Regions from separate parts of the Mus musculus genome. Here region 2 is linked to region 1. Evidence: chromatin loops called from intact Hi-C (ENCODE). Cell type or tissue: heart. All regions are shown on one strand. Each heading gives the region's core, and the rest is flanking DNA. Links, peaks and the distances in the headings are about the cores only. Region 1 overlaps Kalrn (kalirin, RhoGEF kinase). Region 2 overlaps Kalrn (kalirin, RhoGEF kinase).

What was found. Peaks named below come from ENCODE experiments on the same cell type or tissue, not always from the same donor. Only the 100,000 strongest peaks of a DNase experiment are listed, where the experiment ranks them.
Region 2: it touches region 1 in a loop (2.3-fold over the local background); 7 of 42 quality-filtered maps call a loop at or near these places.

Annotation. Positions count from the first base shown.
Region 1 is chr16:34,037,317-34,042,691 of GRCm38, reverse strand. Kalrn (kalirin, RhoGEF kinase) reads left to right here. Exons shown (of 60, transcript NM_177357.3): 38 at 2,683-2,813. Among named protein-coding and RNA genes, the nearest start is that of Umps, 73 kb to the right of the region's middle. In heart, for the core only: a CTCF peak has its summit at 2,173; no DNase peak of the experiment used is centred there; H3K27ac peaks cover 1,143 bases.
Region 2 is chr16:34,092,285-34,097,659 of GRCm38, reverse strand. All of the region lies in intron 34 of Kalrn (kalirin, RhoGEF kinase), which reads left to right. Among named protein-coding and RNA genes, the nearest start is that of Gm41448, 25 kb to the left of the region's middle. In heart, for the core only: a CTCF peak has its summit at 3,148; DNase peaks (open chromatin) are centred at 1,589 and 3,119; H3K4me3 peaks cover 2,729 bases; H3K27ac peaks cover 2,772 bases.

The DNA of each region.
Region 1 (5,375 bases), core at 76-5,075:
CCACACCAGGACAGTGAGGAAGATGGGGAGTTAAAGGTACTAATCATATCCATCCCCAGCTAGGTCCATCTGTCCCGGAGCCTGTCTCTGGTGATGGCACCAAGGGACATGCGCTGGGAAGCTGCCTGTCCACTGGCTTGTCCAGCCTCAGCACCCGACATTCTAATTTCCTTAATAACAGGTTACAGATCCTGTATCTATAAATGTAGCTAAACCCTCCTCGACCTTTCTTTATTTTTAGCCTATACTGCTGCTCTGGATATAACAGTTTCCATGGTTGATTACGTGTTCTGTAAACACCTTTACGTCAAGTGGAAAGCAGTTGTCTCTCTCAAGCTGGAAGATGCTGTCTGTGCGTTTAATTCTAGTGTTGGCAACAGATCCCTGTTTGACCCTTGACACTGTTGCTCAGTTTAGGGAGTGGGGGAGAAGGCTGATGTCACCGTTCGACAATATATAAGGCTTTAATATTCTCTTTCATTTCTCCTCTTGGGTACCACATTTGCTTTCATTTATTTCCCTGGAATGTTCCTTCCTGCCTCTGTTTGGCTTCTGTTGAAATGTAGCAGCTAAGAGAGTCAGTGATGGATATTCTCAAGCGCAGACTGTTTAAGACCAGGCCACAGCCTTTTGCTCTACCGCCTCGATGATCGGCACTATTAGAACTTGGTGTCTTGTGTCTTAGAACTAAAGTTTTCAAAGACTACTAAACGAAGCCTTTCTTTCTAGAAACCACAGAGGCCGGCATGGTCAGGCACCTTGGGTAGTTGACATTTGCCTTTCATGCTTGTGTTATGGATGCCCGCCTTGACCTTGGATGTCTGCCTTGACCTTGATCTCTGTTGTTTCCCTTGTAGCTTCCGCTGATCCTCAGGGCACTTACATTGCATACAGCCCCACTCTCAGGCTCAGGGAACACAACCAATGAGGGGTTAGAAAGAATGCAAGGGTTGGAAGATGGGATACAATGTTGCAGAACATCATCTCTTGGGCTTCCATTGTTTCATGGCTCTTGCACCCATGAACTCAAAGCAGCTATGGTTATCTGACAAGACCTATCTAAGATTGGACCCAGCAACATTTCATCATGAAACAAGGAAGGGCTCAGGAACCTCCCTCCCTGAGGACTATTAACAGTTTCACAGGGGAGATGTTACTTTCTTTCTTTCTTTTTTTTTTTTTTAATAAATTTTTTTAAAGACCTATTTATTTATTATATGTAAGTATACTATAGCTGTCTTCAGACACTCCAGAAGAGGGCATCAGATCTCGTTAAGGGTGGTTGTGAGCCACCATGTGGTTTCTGGGATTTGAACTCAGGACCTTCAGAAGAGCAGTCAGTGCTCTTAACCGCTGAGTCATCTCTCCAGCCCGAGATGTCACTTTCTTCAGTGGTGTAGCCACTGATAAGTCCACTGATAAGTTGGGCACGCTCAAGTAAGTAACCTCCCACCCAGGAAGTAGCCTTATTTATTTATTTATTTATTTATTTATTTATTTATTTATTACACACAGAGACGAAAGTAGGAGGCACCTTGTTAGGAAAGAAGGGTTTCAGGTGAAAAAGGGGTGGGGATAGGACAGGGTAGTAATAGGGGAAAAACAAAAGAGCTAAAGTTCATTGCATATATGTATGAGACTGCCAAAAAATTAAAATTAAAAACTCTTCAAAGACCTATCCAGTATCCTAAACATAAGCATTAAGCAAATCAACTTAGGACATTAAAATGTTAGTTTGGCCCCAAAGAGGATATTACGCTACCAGTTACAACTTGAGTATGTTACAACTTGAATATGTTACTGTTACCAGTACCAGTGACAGAGAGAACTAACCACTGGGGAGCACTCTTAGCCTTTCCTGGGGTTTGTACAAGCATCATCTCTGTCCTTTAGAAATTTGCTAAAAGGGAGGATCTGATCTGAAAACCCAGGGACACACGGGACAGTTTCGTGTCTCCTACAAGAGAACCCTGTGTTCTTCAGATCTGGGCTTAGCCCTCAGGTTCCTTTTCTCGGCTGCTTCTAGATACTGGATTAATCCACTTACCTTTTTTTTTCTCAAACAAGTAAGCACCTTATGTACCACCTTAATTAACAGGAATGAGGATTAATGAAAGAAAGCTCTTGGCAACATTAACAAAGATGTTTTTAGAACAGGCTCCATCTGTTGGCTGTTTTTCCGACTACATCTCATTGTCTTCTTCCAAGAATTGCAGTTACCCTAACAAAGTATGGTTTCCACCACCTACCTCTGTCACTTTCCTTCGCTTTCCAATTTGCATGAAGTAGTCCTATGACCCGTTTTCCTTCCCAACAACACCTTATTTGGTATAGAACCGTAGTGGTTAGCTTTCCTGCTGGAGCCTCACCCAGAGATAAATCGCCGTGACAATTTCATTATGTCTGGGCAGTTGGTGGCACATGGATGCCTAGTGTGCCCTGATCACACGGGTTCCTGATGTGTCCTGATCACATGACAAGTAGTGTCATCCCTGATTGTGGATGGCAGCAACCTGCTGCAAGGAGGAGGAAGTCTCTGATCTCCTGATGCTTCACTGTAGTTCAGAGAGCACAGCCTTGGCTGCTGGCCTTCCTATTGCCTGTGGCCAGGCTGGGGAGACACAGGGCTTGTAAAGAACTTTCCAGTTCTCACTCTCAGACTATTTATTCTTCTCTTTTTAGACTCTGGAAGGAGGCTCTTACCGGGGGAGCTTGAAGGACCCTACAGGCTGCCTGAATGAGGGGATGACCCCTCCCACACCTCCTAGAAACCTGGAAGAAGAACAGAAAGCCAAGGCGCTGAGAGGCAGGATGTAAGTGGCCCACCTGGTACATGTGTGTGCTGGGCAATTTCGAGGAGGAAATTAGACAGGCCCGTGCTGCCTGTCTAACTACTCTCATCCTTTTTAAGTGAAGATGGCCCATATCTATACAGAACAACATTTTGGCACTGCCTTAAGGAAGCTTGGGCTCGGGGAATATTCTGTGAGATTGTTGTTATTGACAAAAATGTGACTATAGCCAAGATTAATACAACTGTAAAACATGCTTTTAAAAATGAAAATAATGGAATTTAGAGAACGCAGATGAGTCCAGTGGGTATGCAGCGACAGAGTCCCTAACTGTGGCAGAAGTCTAGTGGAGATATCTGAGGAGGAGCTCCTCAGATGCTGGCAAGAGAAGCACAGGAGAGGCTCTGCTGCCAGGCAAGGCACACTTCTGCTCCTTCTCCCTGGTCTTTCATTTCACATCTATTTGTAGATTTCGTTGTGCAAGAACCTCCTCTCACTATGAATGTCTAGTGGTAAGATCCCATTCACATCTCACAAAACCCCACATGCTGTGGAAGGTTTGAGTTCTCTACCTTGATGCAAAGTCAGTCTCCTGGTATTTGAGATATGAAGACTGTACTAGACATCAGCGAAGCAGAGACAACCATACCTCTTCAGAACTTAAGTTTTCTCCTTTGGGGCCGATCCAGTCCTCTGGAAGCAAGCTGCCAGTAACTCGGTGTGTGAGTAGCAGGCAGACAGGGCTAGGCAGGTGTTATGGGTCCCGTCTTAGTCTCTGTCTTCCTTTCTCCTTTACATCCATGCCTCCCTTATCTAGGCCACAAACTTAAAAATGAGCAGAAATAAGTGAATCAAATAAGCCAAGTTCTTTCATGCTGGCAAATAGACAAAGTAAACATTTAGAGTTTTGTCTCCTTAGAAGCAAAAGTGGTAGCTCATAGCAAGAGCCTGCTATCAAAGCAGGGCTGTCACCATGTGCTGGAGAGGAGTATGTCATGTAAACTAATACCTGTGTTTACCCCCAGAACTTTTTGAGGGTCAGAAGGACCCCCAAGAATTATCTAAATGAGCTGTCATCTCCTAAGTGAAGCTTCCGGAGCCTTGCAGAGCACGTGCCCTTCCTTCCCCAGCTGCTCCCAAGGTTGTTACAGTGGTGGGGGTGGGGAGTGGTCAGAACTCGTTCCTATTCCTTGGTCAAGATGAAGCAAAGTGACCTTTGAAGTGACATGTGGTCCTTGGAAAAGCCATTCCCTCCGATTGTCACTCTGAGTGAGCCTTAAGAGCACGTGTCATTATCCAAGTGAGATATTGTTCGACTTTGTGATAACAAGACAGACATGGTTGTTGCTCTCTCAGCCCACTGTACCATCTCCTCTCTCAGCTCACCCTCCATTTTCCATATCCTGAATGCTCTTGAAAACTGACCTGCTGAATGTCTCTGACTGTTGATGCCCTCGCTCTAACCTGCTGGACCCCACGGCCAACAGGAAAGAGCAGATACATGGTGCTCAGGTATAAATACCGTGAGAGGCTAGAGCAGAGTGCAGACACTGAAGGCTCCATCAGGGCACGGGAGGAGGTCACCAAGGAGTCACATGAGAGCCACATGGAGAGAGGATGCAAACAGGTATCGTTTGTATAGAAGGAGGAAGATGCTGAGAGGGGACTTGCCACTCGTCAGTCACTCACCAGACCCTTGTTAAGCACATCATCTGCCCCACCAGTGGGACAGATCAATGAGTCAGACACACAATAGCAACAGCAGAAAGCCTTCACGCGTGGCACATTTATGTTCTACTGGGAGAAATCAGACAAAGAAAATAAGTTAAGTAGTAGGTTGGAATCTGGAGAAGAGAGAAATAGAGCAGAATGAAGAAGATTGCGCATGGGTAAGGCCGAGAGCAAAGCTGCAGCTTGAAATGGTTCTGGCCTTGCACAAAGAGCAGGAAGAGGTAAGAATCCACAGTGTCTTCACAGTGGCACACCCAGCACCAAAGCTCCCAAAGGCCACCCATCCCCTACCAGTGTGAAAGACGGCAGGTGTGAGATAGCGAATCTTCACTGGTGCTTGACTAGATGAACATCCCCTGGAGACACTACTCTGGGCATGCCTGTGAAGATGTTTCTAGAAGACTGACCCTGAGTGTGCACAACACCCTCCCAGGGGATAGGGTTCTATACTAAATAAAAAAGAACAAAGGAGAATCTGAGCTGAACGCCAGGGTTCATCTATATGGATACAATGTGACCAGCTCACCCCCAGACACTGTGTCCTCCCCATCGGGGTAGAGCTTACCCCCTTAAACACCTTAAACCAGAGCCAAAAGAAATCCTTCCTTACTTCTTCAGTTGCTTTCCTCAAGTATTTTATTATAACAACAACAACAACAATAACAAAGTAACTAAATAAAGTCTGTTTGTAGCTAGAAGAATTTCAGGTAGACCAAAGAGTAACTAACATTCATTTTTGAGTAACTTTTAATGTTGGAACTGACCATGAAAAAGCATTGTATTATTTTTAAATCGTTTGGCTGTTGATCATGCAGTGCCTTGAAATGCATGTATATCAATCTAGTTTTTTTG
Region 2 (5,375 bases), core at 248-5,247, 55 kb before region 1:
TCCTAAGAGCCTGTCCCTCACCTGTCTTCCTTTTCGGGGGGAAAAATTGTTTCCCTGGATGATCAAACGTCTAGATTTTATTCTTCTCATCAACGTTCCCCAGCTGCCACCTTTTCTTTGTTTCTCTTCTTTCTTCCCTTTTCCCAGGGTTAACTTTTTTTTTTTTTTTTTTTTTTTTTTTTTTTTTTTTTTGGTTTTTCGAGACAGGGTTTCTCTGTATAGCCCTGGCTGTCCTGGAACTCACTTTGTAGACCAGGCTGGCCTCGAACTCAGAAATCCGCCTGCCTCTGCCTCCCGAGTGCTGGGATTAAAGGCGTGCTCGACCACGCCCGGCAGGGTTAACTTTTGTGTTCGGCTTTGTTTTGTTTGTTTTGTTTTGTTTGTTTTTCCAGACAGGGTCTCACTATGTAGTTCTGGTTGTCCTGGACCTTATTATGTAGACCAGGCTGGCCTTGAACACACAGAGATCCACTTGCCTCTTCCTTCCTAGTGCAGGTATTAAAGATGTGAGCCACCACGCCCAGCTGCAGTGCTAACTCCTAAACCCAGGCCTTTATACATGCTAGACCAACCCTCGACTCCTGAGCCATATCTCTAGTCCACAGCTCCTTTTCCCCTGAGGAATGGACCTGCTTTACGAATGCTTCATCCTTCCCACAAGCCCTTTCCCCTAAAGCTGGGCAAGAACTAGTGGGAGCAATAGGCTATGAGCGATGTGATCAGTGACTCATGGTCCGGCTGATGCTGTTGAACTTCAAGGATGCTGGTAAACACTAAGCTTGGCCTTGAACCATGAGAAAGACATAAGAAGAAAAGTACAGGGATGAAGAAAAAAAGAGTGATAAATTCATGGATTATAGTAGGGAGGAGATAGTGGGAGCCCTCCTCAGTAGGTAGGTGGTGCTTGAATTTTGTCTGCAGGCATTCACTCACCAGGACCATTAAACATCACCTCTGTGAGTGTCTTTTTATAAATTCCCAGCAGGGTCTTGCTATACAGCCCTGGCACATCTTAGCTCCTGAACCTCCAGCCTCAGCCTCCCTGGTCACGTACTACCACACCCATCTGTTTTCGTTTTATTTTAAAGAGAACACTGAAGTTGGCAAAAAGCAAATTATCTAGCCTAAGGTCAGACAGTTAGCCAGTGGCAAAAGTGAGATTTGAACTGTAGTTCTTATTATGCCAAACCCAGAAAGTTTTTGCACATCATTTTAGTAGGGGAGCCGATAAGGAAGTGAGGGATCTCTGTCATTATTAGTTGTAAGCATTAAAAGAAAGGAAAAAGATAAGGGGTTTTTTAATGAGAGGAGATGAGGGGAATCTGATAGGGACTAAGTATTGTTTTTGAGTCTTCTACCCCTCTTTGGCCTCATCTAGCACTGTGTTAGAAGCTAAAGCTGATTAGGGTGGCCTTTAGAAGTCTCACCTAAGTATCTGTTTTGCGGCGGGGGACTGCGCTCTCAGTACCTCCTGGATACCCACAACCACACAGGCGTGTTTGCCTGTTTCATAAGGCTCAGGGACGCTGCCGACTGTGTCCCCAACCAACAGCTGGACCTTGGAACTCCGCCCCCTTAGTCCCTCCCTTGCCGCCTGGCCCCTCCCTCCTGCCTAAGGTGGCCCAACTCCCTGTAAGTTCCAGCACCGCCGGGGTGCGGGAGGAGGACGGCAGGCGGGAACAGGACCTGGCTGGCGGGTGGCACTGAAGTTTCCTACCGCCGCGCTCTCACCCCGGCCGGCGTTCGTGCCATGCCGGAGCACTGGGAGCGCGCTGCAGCATGAAGGGTGGCGATCAGGCTTACACCCGAGGTCCCTCTTTGGGCTGGCTCTTTGCTAAGTGCTGCTGTTGCTTCCCTTGTAGAGGTGAGTGGCATTTTAACCAGGCTGGCGGGACTGAGAAGGGAACGGGGTGAGGGCTCTGGAGAGGGTGTGCTGTGAACCACCTTGGGCTCAGTTTCCCAGGCAGGAGATCGCTCTCGCGCTAGGGGATGCCGAGTTGCAGTTTGGGTACGCGCGGTTACTTCCCAGCGAGTTTGTACTCCGGGGATGCGGATGTAGAGTAAGAAGAGGGACTTGGTGAAAGAAGCACAATTCATTGCTCATTTACATATGGATCTCGGCTTCGAGATTAACTGGCTCCTGGCTGCAGGAATGTCTTTGACACTGTTTTTCCTAAGTAACAATTTTCTTCTGGGGCTGGAGATGACTTTTCTCTGCCTGGGCATTCACAGACCAACGTGGATTTACAGCTTTGGGCCAGACGTTGGCTCATTAATTAACCAAGAACTCTTTTGTGGACCTAATTAGAACTGTAATTATTCTGCTAATTTTAATGTCATTGAAGAGACTGGCAGGAAGCAACCAGTTTCCCCAATGCAGTTTGCAAAACAGGGTGAGAAGGATCTTAGAGGGAGGGTTATGGGTTGTGAAGCGTCAAGAGGGGGGAGGGGGAGGGAGAGAGAGAGAGAGCAGAAAAAAGAGAAAAAAGTGAGACCCCAAGCTGTTCATGTCACTTTACCATTTCAGCTGGGTAGGCAGGGGAAAAAATGTTTATATGGTTACAGACAAAGACCATGCCCCCCCCCAAATTATTTTCTTCACTTATTAGCCTCCCGCCCTATTTACAGAGCCTCCGTCTAAGTCTCGTGATCTTAGCAGCACCCATACCACCTTTACATGAAGGTACCCAGTGATCCATCCTTCCAAGCTTGACAAATTCCCAGCCCCAAACAGATGTGTGGCTACAGAGACTAATGAAATCCCAAGGACCTTCTTCCATGTCATTAAGGCTCATAATCCCAGCAACAGATTCTCTCTGTGTCTTCATTAATTCGAGCCTGAAAGGGAGCTGTATCCTGCTCCAATCGCTGCTTTGGGGGGGGGGGGGTCGGAGTGGGCAGGGACCGTTTAGAAACTAGAAACAAAACTGCGGCTGGGAACTGAAGGGAGGGAGTGTTACGGAGGAGAGGAAGCCGGAAGCAGCCAGCGGGGTCTGAGTGGATAGGTTTGCTCTCAAGTCTCTGCAGCCTGCATCAGGGTGAAGGGTTTCCAGGCAGGATTTCTTGGGAGTCCGTTTCCTGTCAAAGAGGAGTGTGGTGGTGGGGTTTGGGCGGTGGTTATGTCATTTGCAGCTAGCCTTCTTGGATCCGCATGGGGCAGTACTGTTTTGTGAATCGCCCTGGCTCTCCATCGCTGAGTAGTGGAATGCTGGGACCTGCCGCTTTTGTGGCTAGGAGGGGGGCGTGGGAAAGGGGATGTTGCTGGAGTTAGCTGGCGCTGCCGCTGCCATAGACCGCGGATCCGGATCGGAGTTGTGAGAGGCAATGAAAGCAGCGAACAAAGCTGCCCGCCTGCTCCTTCAGGCTTCCACTCCTTACTCTTAACTAGATTTCAAAGGTGTGAGAATGGAAACTGAGCTCTGACCTCAGTTGTAGGGGCTGGGCAGAGCAAGATAGCATCTGCGGAGCTTTACACATCTCTGCACTCCCTCTGAAAAGAGAGATGGGAGTCTCCACTCAGCCCCAGGGCATCAATTCAGCGGCCCACAGAGAAGATAAGGTCCTCATTGAAGCTGTCTGCATCGCATTGCCTGGAGCCCAGAACTTTGTGGGAAGATGCTGACTGCAGAAGGAAAGGACTCAAGGAGAGGTTCCAGCGGAGGGTGTTCACCAGCAGGAATTATCAGCCTGCCTACTCATTGGAACCAGTTTCTCAGGTCTTACAGACCTACCATTGAAAGGCAGTCTCCCTACTTCCCTTTTTAAATCAGACAACTCATCAATTTTGTCTCTTTCCTGGCTGCTGAGAGAATTTGCTCTCTTGCTGCCTCTGAACCTCATGGGTCAGAGCCTATAGCTGGGGTTTCCTAGGTCAATGGGCTTTGGCAACCTGGTTACCATCATTCAGAATATGTGGGGCTCAAAACCAGGAGCACAAGGTAAAAGAGATGGTGAAGTGGAAAGTGCTAGGTTTTTGCTTGAAGCTTAGGGCACCTTACTGAATTTCTCTGGGCAAACCTTTGTGATCGTAGTTGGTGTCACTAGGGAAAAAGCTGGTGTTCAGTAAATACCCGTATGTGGCCTGTAGATTTCACGTTTGAGCGAAGCGTGCCCTCACTTAGTTGGGCTTTGTCTTTTGATGTGGAAAAGTAGGGTTTCCCCTTCTTCACTCGCTCGTTTATATTTTGGTTCTGTTGAGTACAGGAATATTACAAAGATTTGATGAGAGATGAGCCCTCCTTCCTACCTAGACGTCCAGTGTTAAAGGAAAATAATCAGAGGTCTACCCCTTTCCTTACAAGGGGAAATAGAGATAAGGTGAGGAGGGGAAATGAGACATTTGCAGCTGCCCTTTTGAAAGTGAAAACAAACAAAAGTGAAATAATGCCATAAACAGAAAGAAAAGAAATAAATGCCAGCCTGTGTGTGCCTGCAGGGCCATAAATCATCAGTGTGTCACACGCTGTGAGGGTATTCAGCACTGCTGTGGCTAGCCAAACTCTCCTTAAAGCCTGAAGAAGTGGGTCAGTTTAAAAGAATTCTTCAGTTAGCTTAAAGTTAAAAAAAAAAAAAGACAAAAGATATCTGGGCTGGCAAGATGGCTCAGTGAGTAAAGGTGCTTGCTGCCAAGCCTGGCAGCCTGAGTTTGATCCCTGGATCCTACATAGTGGAAGGAGAAGACCGATTCTTTCCGAGTTCTCCTCTGACCTTCACATGCAAGCTGTGTTACGTACCCACCCACCACTACGATAAATAAATATTAAACCTGGGCGGTGGTGGTGCATGGCTTCAATTCCAGCATTTGAGAGGCAGAGGCAGGCAGACCTCTGAGCTCAAGACCAGCCTGGTCTACGGACTGAGTTCCAGGACAGCCAGGGCTATTTCACAGAGATTCTTCTAGAAGGAAGCCATTTTAGGACGCTCCATTTTCCAGTCAGCTTGTAGCTTTGGCTCTGTGGACAAGTATCCCTTCTGGCAAGCCTTATCTCACCACCATCCATCCTTCTTGTCATGTGCAGGGTCTTGTTTGCATGTGTATATTACAGTATCCACGTCCTTGTATTTGAAACCCAATGCTGTCATCTCTTTCTACTCACACTGAGACACGTCAGCAGGCTGAGCATCGAAGAGGGGAGAGTGGTGGTGACATAGCCAGGATGAATGCATTCATGAGGTGCTGGGTGACCCTTCCATGGTCCTTTCAGCACAGGGCACGTAGTTCCTGCTGGGCTCTGACATCCGAGGGTGTAGATCAGTTTCTGGGGAGTCGCAGGGTATCCAAAGGCATCCTCGTCTATATTTATCTTACCCTTTTCTATCTTTTCCCAGACTCCCTAACCAGGAGCCTTATGACTTGATGTGATGCAGCTCATTTT